4 separate regions of the Homo sapiens genome follow, and regions 1, 3 and 4 are each linked to region 2. A link is a contact called in ENCODE Hi-C data. All regions are on one chromosome and are shown on one strand. Each heading gives the region's core, a stretch centred on a gene start or an enhancer-like site at or near the end of the contact. The rest is flanking DNA. Distances are from core to core; before and after follow the strand shown. Region 1 holds the start of CKMT2-AS1 (CKMT2 antisense RNA 1). Region 2 holds the start of TMEM161B (transmembrane protein 161B). Region 3 holds the start of KIAA0825. Region 4 holds the start of SKIC3 (SKI3 subunit of superkiller complex).

Region 1 (5,731 bases), core at 3,188-5,687, 7.0 Mb after region 2:
AAGCAATGACTAGGGAGTCTCAAGGACTTTCAATTCTGCTATTACTCTGCTCTAACTAGTATGACTCCTATGTATCTCTTTCCTGTGCTTCAGTATTTCATAGATAAAGAACATCCTTTCCAAGTAATAGGGACCCACACACATTTAACCTGTTCTACTTCATCTTCTTCATAATTTTGACATTTTCTCAATGCTAATTTGAAAAAGGGGCTATTGGAAGGTGAGGATAGGTTTTGGTTTTTTTGGAGGACGAACTCTCGTTTTGTCACCCAGACTGAAATGCAGCGGTTGATCACATGGTTCACTGTAGCCTCGACCTCCCAGGCCCAATCCTCCTGCCTCAGCTGGCAGTAGTAGCTGGGATCACAGGTGTGTACCACCACACCTGGCTAATTTTTTTTTTTTTTTTTGGTAGACATGGCGTCTCCCTATGTGGCCCTGGCTCGTCTTTAATTCCTGGGCTCAAGTGATCCTCCCGCCTCAGCTTCCTAAAGTGCTGGGATCACGGGCATGGGCCACCACATCTGGTCTATAACGTAGGTTTTGAAGTCAGGCTGGGTTTGAATGTCACCTCTGCTACTAGCTAAGTGGCTTCCACAGGTTATTTAATCTATCTGCACTTCAGTGTTTGCCATCCATAATATGGGAATATATGCCATCACCTTTGCTGTGTTGTTGTAATAATTAACCAGTACATCATGTGCCTAGCATATATGTGCTAAAAAAGTACTAGTCCTTAAAACGATGCTCTATAAATCTGGGACATAATGGTAACCAGAGCTGGCTAAGGTATATATGTGTGTGAATATAAGAATAGTTTCCAGCTAAATAAAGTAAATAACATGGTAGAAGTGATGCTCTCACCATTGCATTTTTCTTTGCCGCTTGTCTTTTTAATCTTCTTCCTTCCCGTCGACTGTCTTTCTTTAAAGCAACTGCAATTTCTTCCCTTACTTCCTCACTGTCTGTTGCTATAATTTGCCCATTGTGAACCATCTGTGAATTCTGTCTTAGGTATTCCATGAATCCATTCACATCTTCATTTAAGTACTCTTTTTTCTTTTTGTTCTTTTTATGTTTTGCTTGGGGTGCATCATTTTTGAGGGATAGCCTATTGGCTTCAAGTTGTTTACGCTTTGGTAGGTTTTGGCTTGTTCCCTCAAAGGATCCCTTCTTCATGTCCTCCCATGATGTTGCAGGCAAGGGTCTCTTGTTATATGTGGTACTAACTCGGGCCCACCTGGTCATAATTTCATCAGTGGTACCTTATCAATTTTTAAGACAAGCATGGGTGGTTAGCCATCAACAACAAAAACAACAAAACTAAAGAGACATGCTATATCACTATATGTCACATATGCCCATATGTTAAACTTTTAATTATTAAAACACTTTTTATTTCAGTTAGATATCTGTATACATATTTAATGCTATAATATGCTGCATAGACATGCTTCTAACATAAATCTACCACTTACCAGAAAAGCTGCCACACCAGTTAAAAAAGGTGTGCTTAAAATTGAAAAACTATCTTAAGAAACCAAATTATTTCATAAAATATAAATCAGATAGTAATACAATGAATGCAATTATTCCTCCCACATTCTGCAGTTTTCCCGGCTGTTTATTTTCCTATCTCCAAGTCCCACAGCTACTTTCTCCCAATCTTCTTGCTTCGTCTGCCATTTCAATGCAACAATTTGCATAGCAGATTACTAAGTATACAGAAATCATGTCCTTTAATATGAAGTTTGTTGAAATTTCCTGGCAAAGTTATAAGTAAAACATATAAAAGTGTTTACCATCACAGGATGATCCCGGGCTTCCTCTTACTAATCAAGGTATAAGCTACTTCCAGCCCAGTGATTTCACATCATCTTCAATTCTATTTAAATTATGACTTGAATCATAAGATATATTTCACACCAAAATCTGTATCTTGTTTTTATACTCTTAATACATATGCTTTAATATTCAGAAATAACTTTTCATTTTAGAGCACATACATAAAGAAGTAATTTATCCTAACACTAATGATTTGGCTCCAACATAAAATGGAAAAAAGTTTTGGTCACTTACATACTACCTAGTGATTTGGAGGATATTTTTTTCCTGCAATGAATGAGAACATTCAGCCATAATCAAAGATTCATCAGCTAGTCACATGCTACATAACATTTAGGTCAACAGCGACTGCACACATGATACTGGTCTCAGATGATTATAATGGAGCTGAAAAATTCCTATTGACTTTGTAGCCCTCATAACTTGTAGTGTAACACATTACTCATGTCTGTGGTAATGCTGGTGTAAACAAACCTGGGATGCCAGTCATATACAAGCATAATGCTTACAATGATGTACTGTACATAATACTAGACAATTATAAGTATTCCAGAAAAAAGCAGTTATTATAGGAGATGACAGCTCCATTCATGTTACTGCCCCTGAAAACCTTCCAGTAGGACAAGATGTGGAGGAAGAAAAGAGTGATATTGATGCTCCTGACCCGGTGTAGGCACAATGTGTGTGTCTTAGTTTATAACAACAAAAAAAATTTTTACAGGAAAAAGCTATAGAATAATGTAAGGGAATAAAGAAAATATTTTTATATAGCTATACAACACATTAGCATTTTAAGCTAAGTGTTATTACAAAAGAGTGGGCCGGGTATGGTGGCTCACGCCTGTAATCCCAGCACTTTGGGAGGCCAAGGCCAGGTGGATCACAAGGTCAGGATATCGAGACCATCCTGGCCAACATGGTCAAACCCCATCTCTACTAAAAATACAAAAATTAGCTGGGCGTGGTGGCGCACTCTTGTAGTCCCAGCTACAGGCGCGCACCACCTGGGAAGCTGAGGCAGGAGAATCGCTTGAACTCAAGAGGTGGACGTTGCAGTGAGCTGAGATTGCGCCACTGCACTCCAGCCTGGGTGACAAGAGCAAAACTCTGTCTCAAAAATGAGAGACAGAGAGAATAAACTCCGTCTCAAAAAAAAAAAAAAAAGGTCAAGGAGTTAAAATTAATTTAAAAGTTTATAAAGTTAAAAAAGCACAGTAAGCTAAGGTTATTACCTTATTTTTAATAAACTTAGACTAAGCATACCGCATTTATAAAGTCTACAGTAGTGTACAGTAATACCCTAAATAATATCGTAGGCCTTCACACTCACATACCACTCACTGACTCACTTAATAGCTACCGACAGCCCTGCAAGCTCCATGCGTAAGTGCCCTATTCAGCTGTACCATGTTTTCTTTTACACTATATTTTTACAGTATCTTTTCTGTGTTTAGATACACACCATCCTTTTACAACTGCCTACAGTATTTAGTAGTTATACTGTACAGGTCTGTAGACTAGGAGTAACAGGCTATCCCATACGGCCCAGCTGTGTAGGTTTGTGCAAGTACACTATGATGTTCACACAACCACGAAACGGCCCAACCATTTCTCATAACTATACCAGTTCTTAAGGGGAGCATGGCTGTATTAAGCCACCACCTTTTTTGTTGTTGTTGTGGTCGTTGTTGAGACGGAGTCTCACTCTGTAGCCCAACCTGGAGTGCAGTGGGCGATCTTGGCTCACTGCAACCTCTGCCGCCAGGGCTCAAGCGATTCTCGGGCCTCAGCCTCCCGAATAGCTGGGATTACAGGCGCGTGCCACCACGCCCAGCTAATTTTTTGTATTTTAGTAGAGAAGGGGTTTCACCATGTTGCCCAGGGTGGTCTCGAACTCCTGAGCTCAGGAGATCTGCCCGCCTCGACCTCCCAAAGTGCTGGGATTACAGGCGTGAGCCACCGCGCCCGGCCTAAATTATCACCTTTTAAGACCAGCATCCCTGGCAACCCCCCAAGTCTCAGCTCCTAGTAACAGAAAGACCCCTTCCACAGAAGCTGAAGGGTGGACCCAATGAATTGGTGTGAGAAACTCCATGCCACTTTACCAGCGCACTCTTCGCTGAAGTTTATGCGACTGTCATAGTGGGGACCGAAGCTGTTCAAAAGGAAGTAGATTATCCTTCCCCTACGTACGTGGGAAGGGGGAGGCTCTGGGTTATCAAGAGGGTGAAGTGGGAGAGCCAAGCGGCCCACCCACAGGCGGATTCCAGGGCGGCTGGACGCACAGCCCCCAGCAGCCGGAGCCCAACAGCTGAGGTCGCCGCCCCTAGACAGCCCGCGCTCCAGCCAGCTCAGGGACCCAGCGGCTAAGCCTTCTGTCCTCCCAGCTTCCCACGCAAGTTCCGCCAGGCCAGAGGGAACGAACGACGAGACCCTGCAGCTTTGGTGGCTGAGAACCTCACCTCACCGCGCTACCGCGCAGCTTCTTACCGCGCACGAATCCCCCAGAGCAGCCGAGTTGGCGAGCCGGGGAAGACCGCCCTCCTGCGGTATTGGAGACCGGAAGCACATAGTGCCCGAGAGCGCGTCACTTCCGGCGTCACAGACGGTCTTTACAAGCGACTCGTGGGCGTCAATACTGGGCTGAGTTTGTGGCGCGCTTAGTGATGGGATGGCCCTGTGCAGGACGCCGACACGAAAAGATGAAGAGTTCAATCCGTGCTGTCTGAACTCACAGTGTAGCAGGCGAGATAGACGGGAAGATCGGTAGGGTGGGAGATGCCGGAAAGGCTTCCCGTGAGACTGGATAAGAAATCAAAAATCTGGTGAAATTGCCGGCAAGAGGGAGTTAAGGACATTCCAGGCAGAGGCAAGGTAAAGGCGCGGTGGGAGTGGGTCACTGTGATAAAAGTCTGAAAAGGACATTTGGGGGCTCTCTTGGGTGAGAGGCAGTGCCTCATGTCCCCCCTTCAGTGCTCGTTGAGCATTCAATTAAAATGTTAACACTTTGTAGCCAAACAAGTTCTCTTTTTAAGAGGAAAACCCTGGATTTCCAAACGGCTCATTTTCTGTAGCTTCTTGCAAATGGATACCACCACCAGCTGTGCCTAGTGAAAAAATGCAATTTACCAGGACCACTACTCTCAACAGTTTGCTCAATCCATTTAACCTTTTGAATATTTGTCCACTTCTTTTTATCTCTGTTGGCACCTCCTCCCTTGTCCCATATTGTACCTGTAGTTCTACAACTGGTCTGGGGATTCATTCTGCCCCAACTCCCTGAAATCCATTTTCCGTGTCGTAGGAACGGAACTTTTGAAAATGTAAATCATTACATTTAAAGCAGTACTGCTGTACTGCTTTAAACTCTCCCTTCGCTTCCCATTGTTTTAGGATGAAATTCGAACTCCTTATGAAGTCCCTGCCTACTTCCCTAGCCTCACCTTGCTCAGTCTCTCCTTTGAGCTCCGTGCATAGGATCATTTTTTCAATTTCTCAAATGCCGTGTGTACCTTGCCATCTCCAGGCCTTTACATTTGCTAGTCTCTTTGTATGGTACTCCTTTTCTTCTTCCAGTTACTTTCTACTCACCCTTCAAGGCTTTAAGTATTTTATTCTCAAGAAAGCCTTCCAGCCCCCTACCCCCATACTAGACCAATCCCCTACTGTGTGCTCACGGCAGTCTATACTTTCTTATGACACGGTTCACATTTGTAATTACACAATAATTGTGTAAGTTTATTGTATCCTCATTGCCTGGTACATCCTTGGTGCTCACTGCGTATTTGTTTTTTTGTTTTGTTTTGTTTTGTTTTTTGAGAAGGAGTTTGGCTCTTGTCGCCCAGGCTGGAGTGCAATGGCGCGATCTCGGCTCACTGCAACCTCT
Region 2 (5,741 bases), core at 1,499-3,998:
AGTGATATATCTTAATGGTTTAAAGAGTTCCAGGTCAGTGTGGGTATCGTACTTTTTGTTGGTCTTGAAAGCATTTGAGAACAGTTCTCATTCAGGACATTTCAACTCATCACAAAGCCCGAATGGTAAGCAACCAAGACTTTTCTCAAAGATTATGCTCCTAATTCCCTTGCTGAAACTACTGAATTTCTTTTCATCTCCATCTATCTTTTCTTCCCTTTCATAACTGTCCCCTTTCTTTGTATCTTTGTCAAAGACACTCACCTATTTTAAATAATGGAAACAGAGAAATTACTGTACTTCAAGGCAGGCAACCAATAGATAATAATATTATTCTACCAAAAAAAAAAGACTGGGTGGCACTACCTTAAAACATATATCCATTTTAATCATTAAATAGCATTACTTATATAACAGATTTTTCACATGTAATTGAGAGAACTGTGTGAAACAGAACATTAAAAGATATTAATCAAGAGTTATTCATCAACTTGCCATACAACAAATAAGGAACACTGCACTCTGTGATCTATTAAAAATGATAAGCAGATAATCAAAACTGCGATTTCTTTTCATGGTTTTACTCTAGCAGGAATGGATTCCATTCTGATAGTAATTCCAGTTTTACTGTCACATAGAAGGAGATACTTTGCGAACCTCAATGACTGCCAGGTTTAGGACAGATATTAAGAACCACAGTGTCAGAAATGAAAGAGTACAACTTCACAGAATGTGTTGTCTCTGACAGGTTGATAGCCACTTACCTTCTCCATCTTTTCTTCCTCAAGGATAGCAGCTGCTTCCCACAGATACACCAACAGGCAATTCCAGCCCCTCTCTACCACACTTACCATTTGCAGGTGCCTGTGGCTTGTCTATTTACAACCTTGTCCCTACACAGCAGAAGCGGAACCCTTCAGGAAGTTCTGGATTCATCCTCAGCAGGATCTGTTTCACAAACTATTCTCCAGTCCCACCTTCCCTCCAGGTATTCTGTCAGTACTTACGATTCCCAGATCTTCTTTTAATTGTCACGCTGTTCGTCCCCTCACAAAATCAAGTTTAAACTAAAAAAAAAAAACAAAAAAAAAAACCCTCATACACTCAGTCTGTGTCCCCTTTCCTGACATAAAATAACTGGCCCTGTGCATGCTTCTTTTGGATGGCTGAGAACCCCGATTCCTTTGGGCCATTTACAGCTTGGATACCATACGCTCCAGGTACTTTGATAAGCAGGGTGAAATTTAATATCTATAACAACGCCTGCCTACTCAACCTTCTTAACTTCTCCCAAAACTTCCTAGTTTCCCTTCCCAATTCCAACTTCATAACAAAACATCACACTATGGCACAAAGTGAATTCATGGATGAAATTACTAACAGCTACAACTTAAGTAAGGACCCCAAGTCGTGAGACAAATTTCTGGGTTGAAAGTGCTCTGTATATCCATTTCAAGCCTGCCTCCAGTACGATGTCTCATTATAATCAAATAAAAAGGCAGAAAAAGTTGAATGGAATAGAGTTTGGAAAAAACACAAAATTAAAAGTTGTATGAGAGTTTCACTTATTTGCATCTGATATAAATATCTATACATCTATAGAAAAAAAAAACCCTCATACACTCAGTCTGTGTCCCTTTTCCTGACATAAAGCAACTGGCCCTGTGCAAGCTTCTTTGGGATGGCTGAGAACCCCGATATATCGATATATTTATAGATAGACGTCTACATATCTATCCAAATATCTATATCTATCCATATATCTACCTATCTATCTATCTATATATATATCTATATCTATCGATCGATATCTATCTATATCTATCTATCTAGACTTCCCTGGTGAGGGAGTGAACCGCTGCCTGACGGGGGCCAAGACTGGCAGAGCAGAGACGCGGTTTGTACATGAGGGGAGGTGGTGGCCAGAGCAAAAGTGAACCGCAGGCTAGGCAAAGACCACAGCACACAGCCATACAGGTGTCCAGGACCGTCAGATCCCAGAGCATCTATCTATATAGATAGGTATCTATATGGAAAACGTCCATATTGGAACGTATTAAAGAGGCAGAATTTTCTTCCTGGGTTCTCTGCTCTTGGTAGATGTTCTTCCGGCTTCAATTGCCACCTGTGAATAGTGAAGAAACTTCTCACTATGAGATTCCATTGCCCGGAAGGAGGGTAGAGCTACGGTACCCACTAAGGCAGGGAACAGAAGCAACAGACGGACAGGTCTGTGGAAATGAGGATATGCTAATAAGGGACCGAGTCAGGAAAACTAGAGGGTAACAAGAGGGCGTCAGTTAAGCTGAGACAAAATGACGGCCAAAGGTGGTCTTTACTCTCTCTAAATCACCTGGGTCTGGAGTCGACTCCCATCGCGCACCCTCACTCCCACCCCTGGCCCCCTCCCGCCCCCCACCCGCCCCCCTCCCTCTCCCCTCCCGCTCCCCACACCAACGTGTGCCTCCGTCACCTCTCAGACAGTGGATGCGTTCCTGTTGAAACCACCCAATCTACCTCAGGGTCCTCGCAAGCGCAGCCACCACGATCCGCCCGCCCACGTACCTGTGCTGCGCCTGCGCCTCCTCCGCTCTCTCAAGGTCAGCACCGCCCCCAGCCCACAACCTGGCACCCACGGAAGTTGCTTTAGAGGACGTCCTGCGTATCTTCACCTCTGCGTGGCGTGGGGTCGACGGCGCTCTGGAGAAGGGAGGAACTTCCTGTCCCGCGCGCGCACAACTTCCGGCAGAGCCGGAAGACCCTCTCTTTCGCTGTTTGAGAGTCTCTCGGCTCAAGGACCGGGAGGTAAGAGGTTTGGGACTGCCCCGGCAACTCCAGGGTGTCTGGTCCACGACCTATCCTAGGCGCCATGGTGAGTTCTTCTGTGAGGGCAGGAGTGACAACGGTGGGGCGAAAAGGGCGGGGAGGTCAGTACTGTGAAAAGAGCCATCAGGTGCTCTGCTCAGAATGGAGTTGAGACGTTGGGATGAGCTGCTGGGTAGGACCCACCACCTATCTCAGGGTGTCTGAGCCCCTGAGGAAGCAGCATTACGCCTACCTGTCTGGGAGACTAGCGGGCCGGAGGCAGGGGCGTATCTGTCAGGGAGTATGGACTGGGTAGCCTGCCTGTTCATGGCCCATTTACTGTGTATGGCCTGTGGCGCCAGGTGATCCCAGAGTTGACCTTGCCGGGTCAGTCACCTCTTCTGCGCCCCCTTCTCCATCCGCGGAACAGTGGCCAAGAACTTCAGATCTTAGAAATGCTTTTAGCCTCTCCAGGTGGACACAACGGGTCTCCTTGTATAAGATCAACACCTGTCATTTAAAGAAACGGTAGTCCCCTTATTCTTTACACTTAGCCATTTCATAATTGAAAAGGGTGTCAAATAAAAAACCCGAGTTTAGTAAGGACAGACTTTATTCGAAAGGAATATTGCAGGGGTGTGGAGGAAGGTTGAAGGAACTGTTGCAGTAGGGAGAATGACCGTAAGATTTGCATGCACCTTAAAGGTTAGGCAGAAAGGGTTTGTCTTTTGTTGGTAGGGGTAAATAAGATGTCAGGAATTGGGATGAAAATATGGGTATGATCCGGCAGTAACCAGATAATGTTTTACCCTGAGCCCATGTATTCTGAGGAGGAGCTGTTAGGAGAGGTTTGTATATGTTGTTTCAGACTGAGGGAAGGACAAAATTCAGGTACCCGAGAGAAGAGAATCTTAAAGTTTGGTTAATAAGTATTTTGTTCCGATTGATCTGTGGGACAGGTACTTCAGCAAGTCATTTACGAAGCAAAGGATGGGAATTAGAAGGGTCTAGTTATGGCCTTGTTATAGGTAAACAAGGGGTAGGGGGGTATGGATCAACCCTTAGTCTTATCTAAGTTCTACAGGAAAGATGATTCTTTGCAGTAAGCCAATTTCTCAGAACACAAACGGGGGCAAGGGGTTTCTTAACCTTTGCTGTTTTTCAAGATCACGGGGCTCTGGTGAAGTTCATTATTGTCAGTTTCTTCACCGTATACAAGATTTCAAACCCTCACTTGCAGAGGCTTCTGTCCTGGAATTTAGCTTCAGTTTGTCTTATATTTTCAGGGCCAAATATTGCCAACATTCAGTTAATGTGTGTGGTGATTGGCTTTTGAATGACTTTTAGAAACTTAGCTGAATGTAGAACAAAGACCTTCAAAATAATGTAGTTCCTGGTGCACTTTACCAGATAACCTATCTCTTTAAAGTTTTTTTTTTTAAGCCTCAGTGAATAATATGGTTTGTATTAAGAAAGTTGTTTTTCTTTTGTATCAGTGAAATTAGACAAGGATAGGGAAAACAGAACTGGGAGAAACCAAAGCCTAGTAATCACTCTTCCATCCCCATTTTTACAGAAGAAAGAATCTGGGGTCTAGAAATTGACAGTGATTTTTCTAAAGTAACAGTAGTTTGGCAGTCTGGACTAAAACTCATATTTTCATTTTTTAAATTTAAGATTAATTTTTGACTTTTTGGTCTGAAAAGTTGAAGGTAAAGTATAATTAAAATACTTAAGTTCATCATAGTCACAGAAAAGCTGAACATGAACTTGTTCTCAGTGTTTTGGAATACTAGAAGTAGAATCCTGCTTATCCTGTCGGTTCAAAAGAGATGGTTAATGTTTGGAACTAATGTAATCTTATGCTGTTTTTCTGAATGTCATTTTGGAACTAACTAGTTGGCTCTTTTCCTTCTGGAAGTGCTTATATTTCTGAGCTAATTATCTTGGCTGAGTTTTATCTTTCCCAGCTATGAAATTGATAATGTCTGTATATGCAAGTGTGGTTAATGCTTGGAATTTTTCAAAGGGAAGAGTTTAACCATTAAATGAAGTGAACATGGGCTGAATTTATTGAGGATTCAGCTTGTTGAAATCAGAACTTGTTTTGCATTGCTGGGGCCTAATGATATTATGAAAAGAACATTAGTATTGACCCCAGAGGACCCAGATTCTGCCCATTGTTAGTTATATGGATTTGGAAAAGTCACTCAATTTTGATAAGAGTTCCAAATTCCTCCTGGGTAAGAGAAGTGGGACTTGATGGGTATTAAAGCACCTTCTTAAATTTATGATTCCATGACTACTCAACATTTTTGAGGATAGTTACATGTTTCAGATTAAATAAAAGTTAGTCTGATTTCCACTGTTTTGTTTCCATGCCATTTTGGCTTAAGTTTGATTTCTTTTATCATTCTCTTTTTCATTTTTTTCATAAGTCACATAGATAGTACTTGGAATCTTTGTATATTTGGCCAAGTCTTTCACTACTGTCTTAAATACTGCTCCAGAATGGAACACAACTCTTGGAATGTTTTGATTTAATTCTTGTTTTAATCAATGATAAACTAATTCTGTGCTCTCATTCTCTCATACATTATGTATACCGATACTCAATAGATACCTGTGCCTATAACAAGGTTTTTGTATTATGAATGAAGGAGAATAGGATTATGATCCAGACTGAAAATACTGAACTCACGCTTAATTTTTATGCTTTCAAGTTGTTGTGAAGACAAGTCTATAGGAAATTTACTAATGGAATAAAGCCATTTGCTCTATTGCACTTTCCTTTTTGAAAATTACAGACCAACTTTGATCAAATATAAATCTTTCTACCATTCAAGCTAATTTGTGGAAGATAGGTAGATTAGAGCTAGCTCCTGGAATTGCAGATATCACGGCTTGCATCTGTGTATCATCCTGTAGTAACTTAC
Region 3 (6,070 bases), core at 1,059-3,558, 6.3 Mb before region 2:
TCTTTCTTCCTCCTCAAAAATAACCAGACAGTGTATTTTAAATTTCAAAGTAATTTTGATAGAAAGTATGAATTAAGTGAACTTAAAAGTTCCAGGGTTATTTTACTTTTAAGCAGTAACATGCCCTTATAAGGTGAAAAACAGTACATAGTACATTATACAGATATATTTTCTATTAGTATATTCAAAGAGTCAACTACAAGAGTAACAGATGATGTCTCATTTTAGTTACATTCTTGAGAGAATTCGTTTTGTTTAGGGTTTATTATTCAAAGCCAACACAGAATTTTTTATTTTACTTTCTAAAAAAGTTTTATTTAAATGGTGAAAACCCTACTTTAGGGTAATATAATCAAGATACATATAATAAGGAAAGTACTAATAAATAAAAGCTATACTATTGGTTTCCCAAAACGCAATGTTTTTGAACATCAGTGGAAAATGTGGATGCTTATTACGAAATCTTCAGTTCTGAATTTTGATTATGAAAAGTAACCACATTTGATCATCTTTTCAATGACTTTCACGTGATCCACGCTTTATGCTTTAGGGAAGCAAGAAAATGTTAGGTTATATAATTCAATTTTACTTAATAACGCATAATAAAATCTGGATTTAGAAAACAGAATAGGGGTTTATTTGCAGTACTGAAGGTTCGCTGTCTTTACAATAAAATTGACTTAAACATTCAAGTATTTGAACATCCTAGTTCCTTTAAATTAAGAATACTCAAGAGTTACCCGGTGGCTCACGCCTGTAATCCCAGCACTTTGGGAGGCCGAGGCGAGCGGAACACTTGAGATCAGGAGTTCGAGACCAGCCTGGACAGCATGGTGAAACCCTGTCTCTATTAAAAATACAAAACATTAGTCGGGCGTGGTGTCGCGCACCTGTAATCCCAGCTACTCGGGAGGCTGAGATAGGAGAATTGCTTGAACCTGGGAGCCGGAGGTTGCAGTGAGCCGATAGGCACTGCACTCCAGCCTGGGCAACAGAGCAAGGCTCTGTCAAAGAAAGAAAGAAAGCAAAGGAAGGAAGGAAAGGTAAGAAAAGAAAATAAAGAAATATACTCTTTAATATAAATTCACCTCATACTAGCAACTTAGGTATTGAACACCTGCAATATACGTAATCAAACTTTCCAATAATGAGAACATCTTGCACATCCACAGGTATTTCCAAGAATTGAGGCACAACGGAATAACATAAACCAAAAAGTCCACAAGGTGCATTGTCTGTCACACATACATTGTAAATTCAGTTCAAATGTTCATTCCCAATATTTCAACAACAACAACAAAATTTTTTAATAAAGTCATTCGTCAAAAAAGAGGCTGGCGCCTCCAAAATCAAGCTCCATCTAACTCCTGAGTCAAATAATGATATGAAGTACCCGAGACGGACCAATTTTTTTTTTGTCAATATTTAATCTGAGGCTTTGGAAGTGGAAGAAATCTTAAAATAGCCACTCAGTCTTGTTTCCAGCCTTCAGGCAGCTGAAATATAAACCCCAGGAACACAGACCCTCCCTTCAGCGAAAAGTGTATGTGTGTATGTTTGTGTTTAAAGGCCTATAGCAGTCAGAGATAGGATCACTGCCGTTTTAGCAGTTTAAAAAAAAAAAATTCTACTAGAGAGGAAAGAATGACACAATTTTCTTCGTCACAGGAAAGTGGGCCTGGGGTATCCCAGCCACCTTCGCAGACGCTAAGTTATGGAAAGCAGCCAAAATTCTGGTATCAGGATGAGGCGTCCCCATGGGTTCTATGGAAACGAGAGACGCGGGGGGCCTAGCGCCTTCCAGGCGGCGGGCCGAGCGGCAGAGCTGCGCAAGCAGAAGCGGGGGAAGTGGCTCAGCCCAGTACTGCAGAGGGGCGCTCGGTGGCAGTCCCCGCAGCGGCACGGGCGAAGCGTCGCGGGGTCTGCAGCTGCAGCCCACCAACTCCGGCGCCGAGCGCGAAGTCGGGAGAGCTGGAACGAACTGCAGCTGGAGAAAGCGCGAGAGCCAGACACCGCTGCCGCTCACCCCAGCCGCTTCCTTCCTAGCCTCACAGCCGGGAGGCAGAAACTTCGGAGGTACCGCCCGGCGAAGAAACATCCCCACAGAGACAGAATACACTGTGTCTTCCTAGCTGAGCCCCTTTACCTTCCCGGTGTCTGGGATGCTTCCTTCGGTGGCAGCGGCGGCAGGGGCGACGACTGCCGCTGCAGCACTCAACTGCTTCACGAATCCGGGCTCTGGGAAACAATTTCCCGCCGCGCGCTAGGCAGCCCCGGAAGCGATAGTACCATTTCCGGGTGGTTGTCAGTGACGCTCCGGAGCCGTCGCCAGGGTGGTAATACCTGGTGCAGAGCTTGAGTCTGGCCAGCGGGTCAGGCTCTTGCTAGATCAGCACCGGAGGTGGAAGACTGGTAAGTGATTTTACTGGGTTTTCTCCTGCGCCTGATATTAATGGCTGGCCGGGGCTCTGTGCAGCATTATGGCCAGCCCGAGAAGTGAGTGGGCGAGGGTGGAACCAGAAGGAGTCCCCATCAAACCCCGTGGCGCTTGACACCCAGTGCAGCTGGAGAAGGCCCTGGGATCCCGGCTTACCGTCTTATCCACTCGCAAAATCTGTCTCCGACTTGGAACTCGACCTCGGGTCACCAAGTGTCCCTGGGCGAGGCCGAAGACACCGTGTACCGTGACTCGGCGTTGTGCCGAGTTTCTCTACCAATGATCAACGAGTTTCCTATCTCCCATTGGCAGCGTTTGGCCACTCTTGATTCCTGAGTACTGTTTCCGTAGTTCTGGGGTGCCGTGCCTGGAAGGCAGGAGGTTGGCTGAAGAAGACATCTTTTACAAACATTTAGGAAGTGAGATGGGGAGGTTCCTTCCTGATTTAGAATTAATTGAAGGTTCCTCCCGCCATTTGAATTGGATGAGAAGAACGGTCTTTGTTTTCATGGCTGAGACATAAGAGAACAAGCTTGTAATTTCATGCTTGGGCATTAGATGCATTTTTGGAAAGCAGTGATCAGTAAGTATGTGTGCTTTCAGAAAGGAATGCTTGCGTTCTGCTCCAGGCTTTGTCGATAATGAAGGATTCAGGAGAATTTTGGATGGAGGTCTGAGGTAGCCAGAATAGTTGTAAAGAGAAATTGCTTCCGACAAAGGGATAATGTGAGGAAAGGTGCTCATTTAAGATTTGAAAGATGTGATGTAGTGAACCTTGGCGACTTCTCTTAAGTAATGCAATTTCTTAGGTAACTAGTTTTCACTTGCCACCTTATATTTAGATAATTACCTCCCCACCAACCCCCGTAAAAGGCAGCTGACTGTTATTTTTTCAAAACAGTCAGTTCCCGAAAGAGTTGTAGGTACTATTGCATTTTTTTTATGGGTATGCTCCTCATACCCATAAAAACATTTTCTTTATCGGAGCATACCGATAAAGAAAAATGCAATATGTTCAATTCAAGGCCCCTGTTAACACCAGGCCAGTGTCTTCTTAACCTTTTGAGAGTAATGCAACAAACCATATTTAGGACAGCACATTGATTTTCTGGCCTTGTTGGTTAATAATTCAACAAACTTATAATCGCCCCATTAATCCCAATCTTGACATTTTGTTGAATCTTGTATTTTTTCTTTATTTCTCCAGTTGAAAGTATTATAAATTACTTCAGGGATATTATGTATTATATCTGTACAGCAACTAGTTTTTAGAGGCAGTGATTTCTCTCTTTGAATTGCTCTTGAATGTAGCCAATCATTAATACTTACCCCAAGTAGATACTGTCTGCCAGGCACTTTACATTTATTATTTTATTTAATGTTTAATAAAAAAAGAAAATCACAAAAATTGTATTATTTCTATTTTGCAAAACATTTTATACTGAGACCCAAAGAGGTTGTGATTTTCCATAAATTATACAATTAAATGGCACAATTAAAATTTGAATCCAGTCTACCTGACTCTAAATTTTGGCTCTTTTTACTGTGCTCTATACCTTTATAAGTAAACATAACAGTATCATTATTTTCACTCCAGGTAAAAATGGATAGATAGTATGTCACATTTAGAAATCAAGTGGATAGCAAAACTTGAGGATAAAAGGGACTTAAGGGATGTGTTCATCACCATAAGGTAATTTTGACATCTAAATAATGCAGTTTCTTTAGTGCCTTTATCCTTGGCCAGTTTTATTATCCTAATTCAAACAAATGCCTATACTGTACATTAGCATAACACTTGGGGCAAATGCAGAAGATCTGGAGACCATCAGCAAGCATATTGGTGACTGAGTCCAGAGTATCAGCTAACTATCTCTTTAGACAGCTTTTCACACACACATTTGTATACATGTATATTTGTGTGTGCATGTGTGTGTGTGTGTGTAGGGAGAAAGAATGAGTAAATGAGCACAAATTCATAAAATTCAACTTTGTAATGATTTATAAGGAATTATTAGCAAAACTGTGCTGTTCCACTCACGTAACCCTCAAACAGATGGGGATTATCACATAGTTTCAGGAATATGCTTTATTAAACCTGCCCATCCCAATACCCAATTCTATATAGAGAAACAGAAATAGCCTAATTTTCAGAGAATTTACAAAAATTTAGTTGAAATGACCAATACTAGAAATGACATAGAAGTTAATTCTAAAGAATATCCTGTTTTACAACTGTATAGGTATAGCTAGCCTGAAATACTAATGTGTATTTGATTACATTGCATTGACTTGTAGGCAGATCCCGTAGGCAGATCTCAGGGATATTTTGCTATCAAATTTCAGTGCTTATGAAGTTTGGGATTATGTCTGTTTTGTTCGTCATCTCAAACCCAGCATCTAGCACTGTGCCTGGCGTGTAATAGAAGCTCAATAAATAAGTCAGGAACCATGACTCATGACTGTAACCCCAATACTTTGGGAGGCTAAGGCAAGAGGATTTGAATCCAGATCCTCTAAATTTTGGCTCTTTTTACTATGTTCTATACTTCCTTTAATAAATAAACATAGGTCACAGTGAACTATGATCATACTACTGCACTCTAGCCTGCACAACAGAGTAAGACCCTGTCTCTAAAAAATAAAAAATAAGCATTTATTGAATGAATGATTCCTTTTTAAAATGTTATTTATCCACCGAGAAGTATTTGTACATTTTTTAAAGGATTTACCACATAAATAAATATTTATTTTTACTCACCTTGCCCCTGAAATACAGTGTCCACTCCACACTCATTCATAAAAGGCAATGTGCTGTCCTGCAAAGAAGACTGGACTGTGAGACAGGAGATGAGAGAATATCTAATATTTTTCTGTGTTTATTCTCTGCTATTCAGTGTTAAATTACTCCTTACAGCACAGTGGGTAAGTATTATTATCCTCCTTTTACAGATGCTAAAACTGAGGCAAAGATAAGCTTTGTAAATTGTCGTAGGTTACGCATAGTCATTAAACACAGCTATGATTTGAATGAAGGGCTCTGATCCCAAAAGCGATAATCTTAACCACTTTGCTAGCCTCCAGTTGAATTTTTAATCCTGGTTCAGCTGCTAAATGTGTGCAAAAGCTCTGGGTATCATGTTTCTCATCTATAACATATAGGAGTTTGATGGATTATATTATCTGTAAGGTCCCTCCTACCTCAAAAATCCTCTGACTTTAGTTGACTCCTAAGTATTATCTGAATATAGCAGTTCTGGAGTGCCAGAAAACCCTCATCAATTTTGATGTGTTTTATGTAAGCTTTTATATGTGTTCACGTCTTCCACATTGGTGGACACACAATCATGTTTTTGCAATAGGAAGAATAGAGTTAAAAAAATCACAGCCATGCTTTTTTTTTTTTTTTTACCAGCTATGACACTAATAAGTCACTGAACCTTTGTGAGCTTATGTTTTCATATGTAAAATGGATCCATAGGATTGCTGTGAGCGTTAAGTGGGTTGACTTATAAAGCCTCAAACGTGTTGTCTGATACACAATTGCTGATAAATAAATATTGATTCTTTTTCTTGCTCAGTCTTGCAAGGATAAAAGATTAGTGGATATGAAAAATGCTTTATAAATTAGAC
Region 4 (6,173 bases), core at 1,867-4,366, 7.3 Mb before region 2:
CCTTTTGGTGAGATACCATAACTGGTGATTGGGAGCCGAGGGGGAGTAGTCCTATCTTCTTGGCCACACCCACCTGAGTGAAACCTCTGTCAAAACTATAGTTCACTGCCACAGACCCTTCTTGCTATTCTTACCAAGTTTTCATAGATTTTCTTGAATAAATGTTTCTTCATTTGGTGTATGACCTTAGGACAGTTTCCAGACACTTTAAGTGTTTCAAATATTTAATAGTTTTTATGTATAGTTTAAAAAAGAGTTTTCATTTGGTTTGCTTGTTTTCTTGGGAGTTGATCTACAAAGCTCTTGCGTTGTTATCCTGAAAGTAAAACCAATTTGCTATTTTCTTCCTACAATTATTATCCAGCTTAACTGCTCTATCTTAGCCTGCAGAGTTTTAGAAATGATAAATCACAGTGTCAAGAATCTAACAGCATACCAAACTGGTATAATCATAGAGAGAGGAATTATTTTAAGTTTAAAGACCAACATTTTTACTATATAGTTGAATATACCTAAAACAAAAACTTCAAAGAAACTGTAAGCTGCACTCAGGACTAGCATTATTTCTAGTAATATTACAGTCTTATTTTCAAACACATTGATATATACATATTATATGTTTGGATAAAGCAAATAAGTAATTGCATTAATGCATTTAGACCAAAATATTTGGCATAAAACAAAAAAGATATAAGTATAAAAATCAAAGAATAAACTTGTAATCTTAAATTTGAATGGAAAGTATCAGTATGATCTCACAATTTATTTTTCTCATTCTAAAATATTATATACTTTCTAGATTTGTCCACTGGAAAGGTCTAGATGCAATGAACACCCTAACACTCAGACTGTGGTCTCTAAATACAAGATGGGACAGGAAATATGTATTGTGGACATGGAACTCTGTTAAAGCAAGCTGTCAAATACTAATGGGGATGGGTCAAAAGGACTCAGAACCACCTGAAGGGGCTTCCACTGGCCAAAGATAGGACAGTTTGAATATTAACAAGTATGTGAATGCAAAAATTTTTTTTATTTTTTATTTTTTAAAAATTTTTTTATTTTTATTTTTATTTTTTTTTCGAGACGGACTCTCGCTCCGTCGCCCAGGCTGGAGTGCAGTGGTGCGATATCAGGTCACTGCAAGCTCCGCCTCCCAGGTTCACGCCATTCTCCTGCTTCAGCCTCCCGAGTAGCTGGGACTACAGGCGCCCGAAACCACGCCCGGCTAATTTTTTTGTATTTTTAGTAGAGACGGGGTTTCACTGTGTTAGCCAGGATGGTCTTGATCTCTTGACCTCGTGATCCGCCCACCTCGGCCTCCCAAAGTGCTGGGATTACAGGCGTGAGCCACCGCGCCCGGCCGTGAATGCAAAAAATTTAAGCACAAATATAGAAAAATCTATGCATTCATACTACACTAAAAAAAATAACAAACCTATATATCTCAGTCATCTTTGGAAGTTTCTGGGATGTTGTGATCCACATTCGGATTCCCTTTTAGGAATGAACAATTGCCTCTGCTGAAGACAGCTGCTTTGCCCAACACCATGCCCCATTCTAGGAGCAGCCCACAACCAGTGGCCATCCAACATGCAGGTGGAAAGGTCTGTTCTCCTCACTCCTATTGGAAAGCAGCTCTGAAGCACCATACTAGTTTGAGAACTGTCATTCATAAGATGGCAACAAAATTCAGCTTCTCCTCTGCACAATCCTGCTTCCTTCATTTGCCTTTGATTACAAGAGCACTCTGTAATAAAATGCCATCTAGTCAATTTCCAGTACTGCCCATTCTCTAAGTTTAAATCACAAAGATAACTTTAAGTAATATTTTCAAAAAATCCCATGGGCACATCCAGACTATGTAATTTTAATCATCAGGAATCTACGAGAAAGGAAATACAACATATGATTACAAACACTCTTTAGTGCCAGATATGCTTAACACCAACATCTGTGTGACCACAGTAACACCGAGTGATAATAAACTAATATTACAATTAATAACCAAACAATTGTCTAAGCAGCACTTTTTAAAACATGGATCATCCTAAAAGCATCGCGTAAGGTTGACAGTAGCACCTTTGGCTTGGGAAAGTTTCAAAAACTGTTTAAGTTTGGGATTCAGCCACATTACCAACACACACACATACACACAATTTCTCTGGAATACGGGGGAGTGAATCAAGTTATACCAACGATTCCATTTGAATCAGCACTAACAGGATTATCACAGACCTGGGTAATAAAAATAAACTTTCTTCACTTCTCACCCAAACATGAATTCCTGCAAACTTGAGGTGAACTGGAAAATGACTTTTGGAAAGCTAACACGCTTTTATGGAGATGCAGAATGTTATTTTACCACACAATTAAACCAAACGGGGGTATGGACTGAAAGTTCATTAGTCGTGGTAAAATAATTTAGCGAATCGAGGTCAGTATTAAAAAAAAAAGATCTGCAAAGATGTTTTCAGTGTTTCACTATTGTTTTACATGTTTGCATAGGTATGTGGTGTACGTGTGAGTACACGGGGCCTCACATAAAATGTATTTCTTTCTTTGCATCGGGGTAAAAGGTGTTTGAAAATGTCTCAGGTTCTGCTCCCCAAAGCCTGCAGCACAGGCGGCGGCGGTGAGGTCGCCGATCCCCAGCGGGGCGCCCCTCCCCTGCCTCGCGGTACTTACGAAGGAGTCGCTCACGACCAGCACCACATTGGGCGCTTTGGCTGCTCTCCGCCTCTGCTCCCCTGCTCCGGGGGCCAGTACCGCCAGCGCCAAGGCTGCGACCACCGACACCCACAGCAGTAGCATCGCCGGTAGCGGTTCTGAGAGCCTGCCGCCGGGCCAGCCGCCTCCCTCTGGCGTTCTCTCCCTAGCAGAGCAGGGCAGGGACAGCGAACAACTCCCAAAGCTTGCAGTTTGGTTGCTTGATAGTAACGCCGAGCTTCACCCGCAGAACTACAACTCCTATCAGGCGGAGAGCGCGCACATGCGCAACAGAGAAATTCCCGCTTTTACCCACGTTAAGACCTTTTAATCAAATACCGAGCAAATCAGAACCCAGCCACTTCCAGTCACGTGAATGAGTCCTGGGAAAGGCGCATGCGCTCTCATTGCAGCCTCGGCGTTTGTAGAAGAGGAGCATCTGCTCCAGGTGGGTTTGGATTTCTGTCGGTTTTGCACAAGGGATCCTAAAGGCGATTGAAATGGTACTTAGAGAAAGAAAGGATCGGGGCCGGGGCTGTTCATTTTGGGCCGCGCAAGCGTGGCTGAGTGTTCGGCGAGAGCGTGAACTGGGCGGCGATGAGGTGGCGGCGCGGCTGTCACTTAAGTTGAATAGGGCGGTGCCTTGTGGGGCCTCTGGGTGGACCGCCTCAGGTGCGCCGTGAATGCCTTAGACCCCCCCGAATACCTTCCCAGGGAAATCTCTAGCCTGTCTCATCTTATTGCTTCTCTTACCCCGTGCAGTCAGGATTTACTGTGCTCCCATGGGGCGAGGAGCGGGGCCTAGTAAGAAGTTTCAGGCTGTAGGCAGGGGAAAGCATAGCTGTTCCTTGCCTTCAGAGAGCAAAGGAGATAAGCGAAACTGGAGGGGGAAATGGGCTGTGTGACATGTTCAGTTAGTTGACGTAGGTTCAGAATATCATTGTTTTGCTGCAGAATAAAAACCGGTCTCTTTTGACTGTTGAATTCCTTTGGAGAGTTCTGGAAGAAGCAGATTTCTGTCCCAAAGCCAAATTCCAATTTCTGTATCTAGTTTCGGGTATATAATTTGCACATCACACTAGTAGTTTTAATATTCTGACAGTTAAAAGAGGAGTTATACTACTTACTTAAGTCAACTGAATACTAATATCTGGCAGGTTTTTTTTTGCCTAAGATAATTGTAGTAAGGAACAGATTTGTTTATTTAATACTCACATGGCACTTAGGTGCTGAGCGTTATACTAAGCATTTACTGAGCATCTGCTGCGTGCCACGTACTTTTATATGGAATATTTTCTATAATCCTCACTTTCACCATATTGCAGATAGGAAAACAGGCTTAGAGAGGTTAAATGACTGGCCTGAGTTTACACAGGGAGCCAGTCAGAGCACGACTGAAAATTGAAGAGTCTGTGCCGTAACTCACTAAATGCTCTGTCTGCAGTTAGTTTATCTGTTAGTGTAGCAGAATTGTTACTCAAGCAGCATGATAAAGATCTGCGGGAGCATGCAAAAACGTAAACAGTGTTGGGCGCGGTGGCTCACGCCTGTAATCCCAGCACTTTGGGAAGCCGAGACGGGCGGATCACCGAAGGTTAGGGGTTCGAGACCAGCCTGGCCAGCATGGTGAAACCCCGTCTCTACGAAAAATACGCAAAATACTGGGCGTGGTGGCGGGCGCCTGTAATCCCAGCTACTAGGGAGGCTGAGGCAGGAGAATCACTTGAACCCAGGAGGTGGAGGTTGCAGTGAGCTGAGATCGCACCTTTGCACTCCGCCTGGGCAACAAGAGCAAAACTCCATCTCAAAAAAAAAACAAAAACAAAAAAACCCCTAAACAATAGTCTCAGTTTACATGAGTTTAGATTTCAGGGAAGCAAAACCAAGCATACATGAAATAATAATACAGCACGGAAGGTAATACAAGTGGGCTCTCTCATAAAAACAAATTTGTTTTGAGTTAATTTGGAATGTAGAACGTATTTTCTACCATAGTGACAATATTGACTGACATTTAAATTCATAAAAGTTATATTTAATTTTGTGTCTGATTCCATAAACTGTGCTTACTCTCTACAGCCTTGTTTCCACAGGACATGTACTCTGATGACAGGCTTACAAGAATACATCTTTTTCTTCTTTCTCCCCTTGGCAGTGTCAATAGGAGCAGGTGCTGCAGTGATTTGGAGCAAGACAGATATTTTAGAGCCTTAGAGACGTTGTGCTGGAAGAATCTAAGAGGCTTCTAGTCCTACTTCCCATCTGACATTCAGTTTATCCTAAAACATTCCTGCTGAGTGGATTGTCCAGCCTGTGCTTTTTCATCTCCAGTGATGGGAAACACTTCCATTGAGTACCTCATTCCACATTTATATAGGTCTCATTAAAAGTTCCTATTTTAAGTTGAAGTTAATCTTCCTCTATTTTTAACCATTCATTAGTGCATTTTTCTTCACTTTTACATGGATAATCTCTCCCTTTCAACAGTCCTTCCCCCAACTCCCTCGCCACCATTTATTTATTTTTCCTAGTCCCCAGTTTCTTCAGCTAGTTCTCATAATTTCAGGTTTCCTCATTGTTTTGATTACTCTTTTGTGAACGTACAACATTTTTGCTAATCAGTAATTCTATGCTATCAGAAAAGGTACTCAAGAGAATGTAACCATTTGCCTCACTGCCTACTTCCCTCCCGCCATTTTTCACTCCTGCATGCTCTCCTCTAGAATACTGAGTTCCGAAAGCCCTCTTTGGAAAGTGTGGGTCACAGATGCTTCTGTGGCTTGTTTTTCCCCAGGCGTGTGCTCAAAGTGTGGCTCAATAAACATCTACTGATTGAGACACTTCCCTCAGTCACTCATTTTTTTGTTAACACTGGTAAGCCTTGGAAGCTGGAAGATCATTAGCTATTTATTGAATATGTATTATCCAGTAAGTGTTGGGTATATAAGAAGCTCTGAAAATATAAGACTTACGTCTAAGAATTTATTGAATTGGGAGACATAATTGAATTATGTCTATATAGGATAATAAAAATAATATTTGTTAAGTTGCAGTTGAGTAGCTCAGTTTGGAGGTTTGGAGGAGGGAGTGATCCCTGTTGTAGGCTGTACTCTAGTATTCATGTAGTGTAGTAACTAATATGAAGAGGGTACTCATGTTTGATGATAGCTGTCTTGAGGAATACAGATGCTTCTTATGGTGGGTTACACCATGATAAACCCATTTTAACTTGAAAATATTGTACGTCAAAATGCATTTAATATGCTGATAAGCCCATCGTAAAGTCAAAAAATTGTAAGTTCAACCATTTGTAAGTCAGGGGCCGTTTGTATAGGTAAGAAGTTTACTTCTTGAGAGAGCAAGGAAGAAGGAGGTTGCAGGACGGTTGGGGATTTGAATGTGTAGGGAAAATTTTTAACACTGAGTTATCACACTAGTTGTTTTAGGAATGGCAAGTAGCAAAG

The links. Hi-C counts contacts between places; a loop is a spot of excess contacts on that map. Pooled maps may share reads with other maps.
Region 1: a loop to region 2 is called in a pooled map, with 13 times the contacts of the local background. The contact joins the promoter of CKMT2-AS1 here to the promoter of TMEM161B in region 2. A Hi-C loop is called at or near these places in 8 of 50 pooled maps.
Region 3: a loop to region 2 is called in a pooled map, with 6 times the contacts of the local background. The contact joins the promoter of KIAA0825 here to the promoter of TMEM161B in region 2. A Hi-C loop is called at or near these places in 4 of 50 pooled maps.
Region 4: a loop to region 2 is called in a pooled map, with 13 times the contacts of the local background. The contact joins the promoter of SKIC3 here to the promoter of TMEM161B in region 2. A Hi-C loop is called at or near these places in 5 of 50 pooled maps.

The regions. Positions count from the first base shown.
Region 1 is chr5:81,300,275-81,306,005 of GRCh38, reverse strand. CKMT2-AS1 (CKMT2 antisense RNA 1) reads left to right here and starts at 4,437. Exons shown (of 2, transcript NR_034123.1): 1 at 4,437-4,719. ZCCHC9 (zinc finger CCHC-type containing 9) reads right to left here and starts at 4,419. Exons shown (of 6, transcript NM_001131035.2): 1 at 4,308-4,419; 2 at 865-1,265. The coding sequence starts at 1,248. RefSeq lists enhancers at 3,111-3,900, 3,908-4,087, 4,238-4,337, 3,901-4,690.
Region 2 is chr5:88,265,852-88,271,592 of GRCh38, reverse strand. It overlaps TMEM161B (transmembrane protein 161B), which reads left to right and starts at 2,748. Exons shown (of 12, transcript NM_153354.5): 1 at 2,748-2,872. The coding sequence starts at 2,870. It overlaps TMEM161B-DT (TMEM161B divergent transcript), which reads right to left and starts at 2,711. Exons shown (of 3, transcript NR_039995.1): 1 at 2,566-2,711; 2 at 1,008-1,067. RefSeq lists enhancers at 2,582-2,771, 2,462-2,961.
Region 3 is chr5:94,614,842-94,620,911 of GRCh38, reverse strand. It overlaps KIAA0825, which reads left to right and starts at 2,308. Exons shown (of 21, transcript NM_001145678.3): 1 at 2,308-2,412. SLF1 (SMC5/6 complex localization factor 1) reads right to left here and starts at 2,243. Exons shown (of 21, transcript NM_032290.4): 1 at 2,147-2,243. RefSeq lists enhancers at 1,522-1,631, 2,022-2,201, 2,512-2,691, 2,430-3,294.
Region 4 is chr5:95,551,920-95,558,092 of GRCh38, reverse strand. SKIC3 (SKI3 subunit of superkiller complex) reads left to right here and starts at 3,116. Exons shown (of 43, transcript NM_014639.4): 1 at 3,116-3,157. ARSK (arylsulfatase family member K) reads right to left here and starts at 2,992. Exons shown (of 8, transcript NM_198150.3): 1 at 2,689-2,992. The coding sequence starts at 2,814.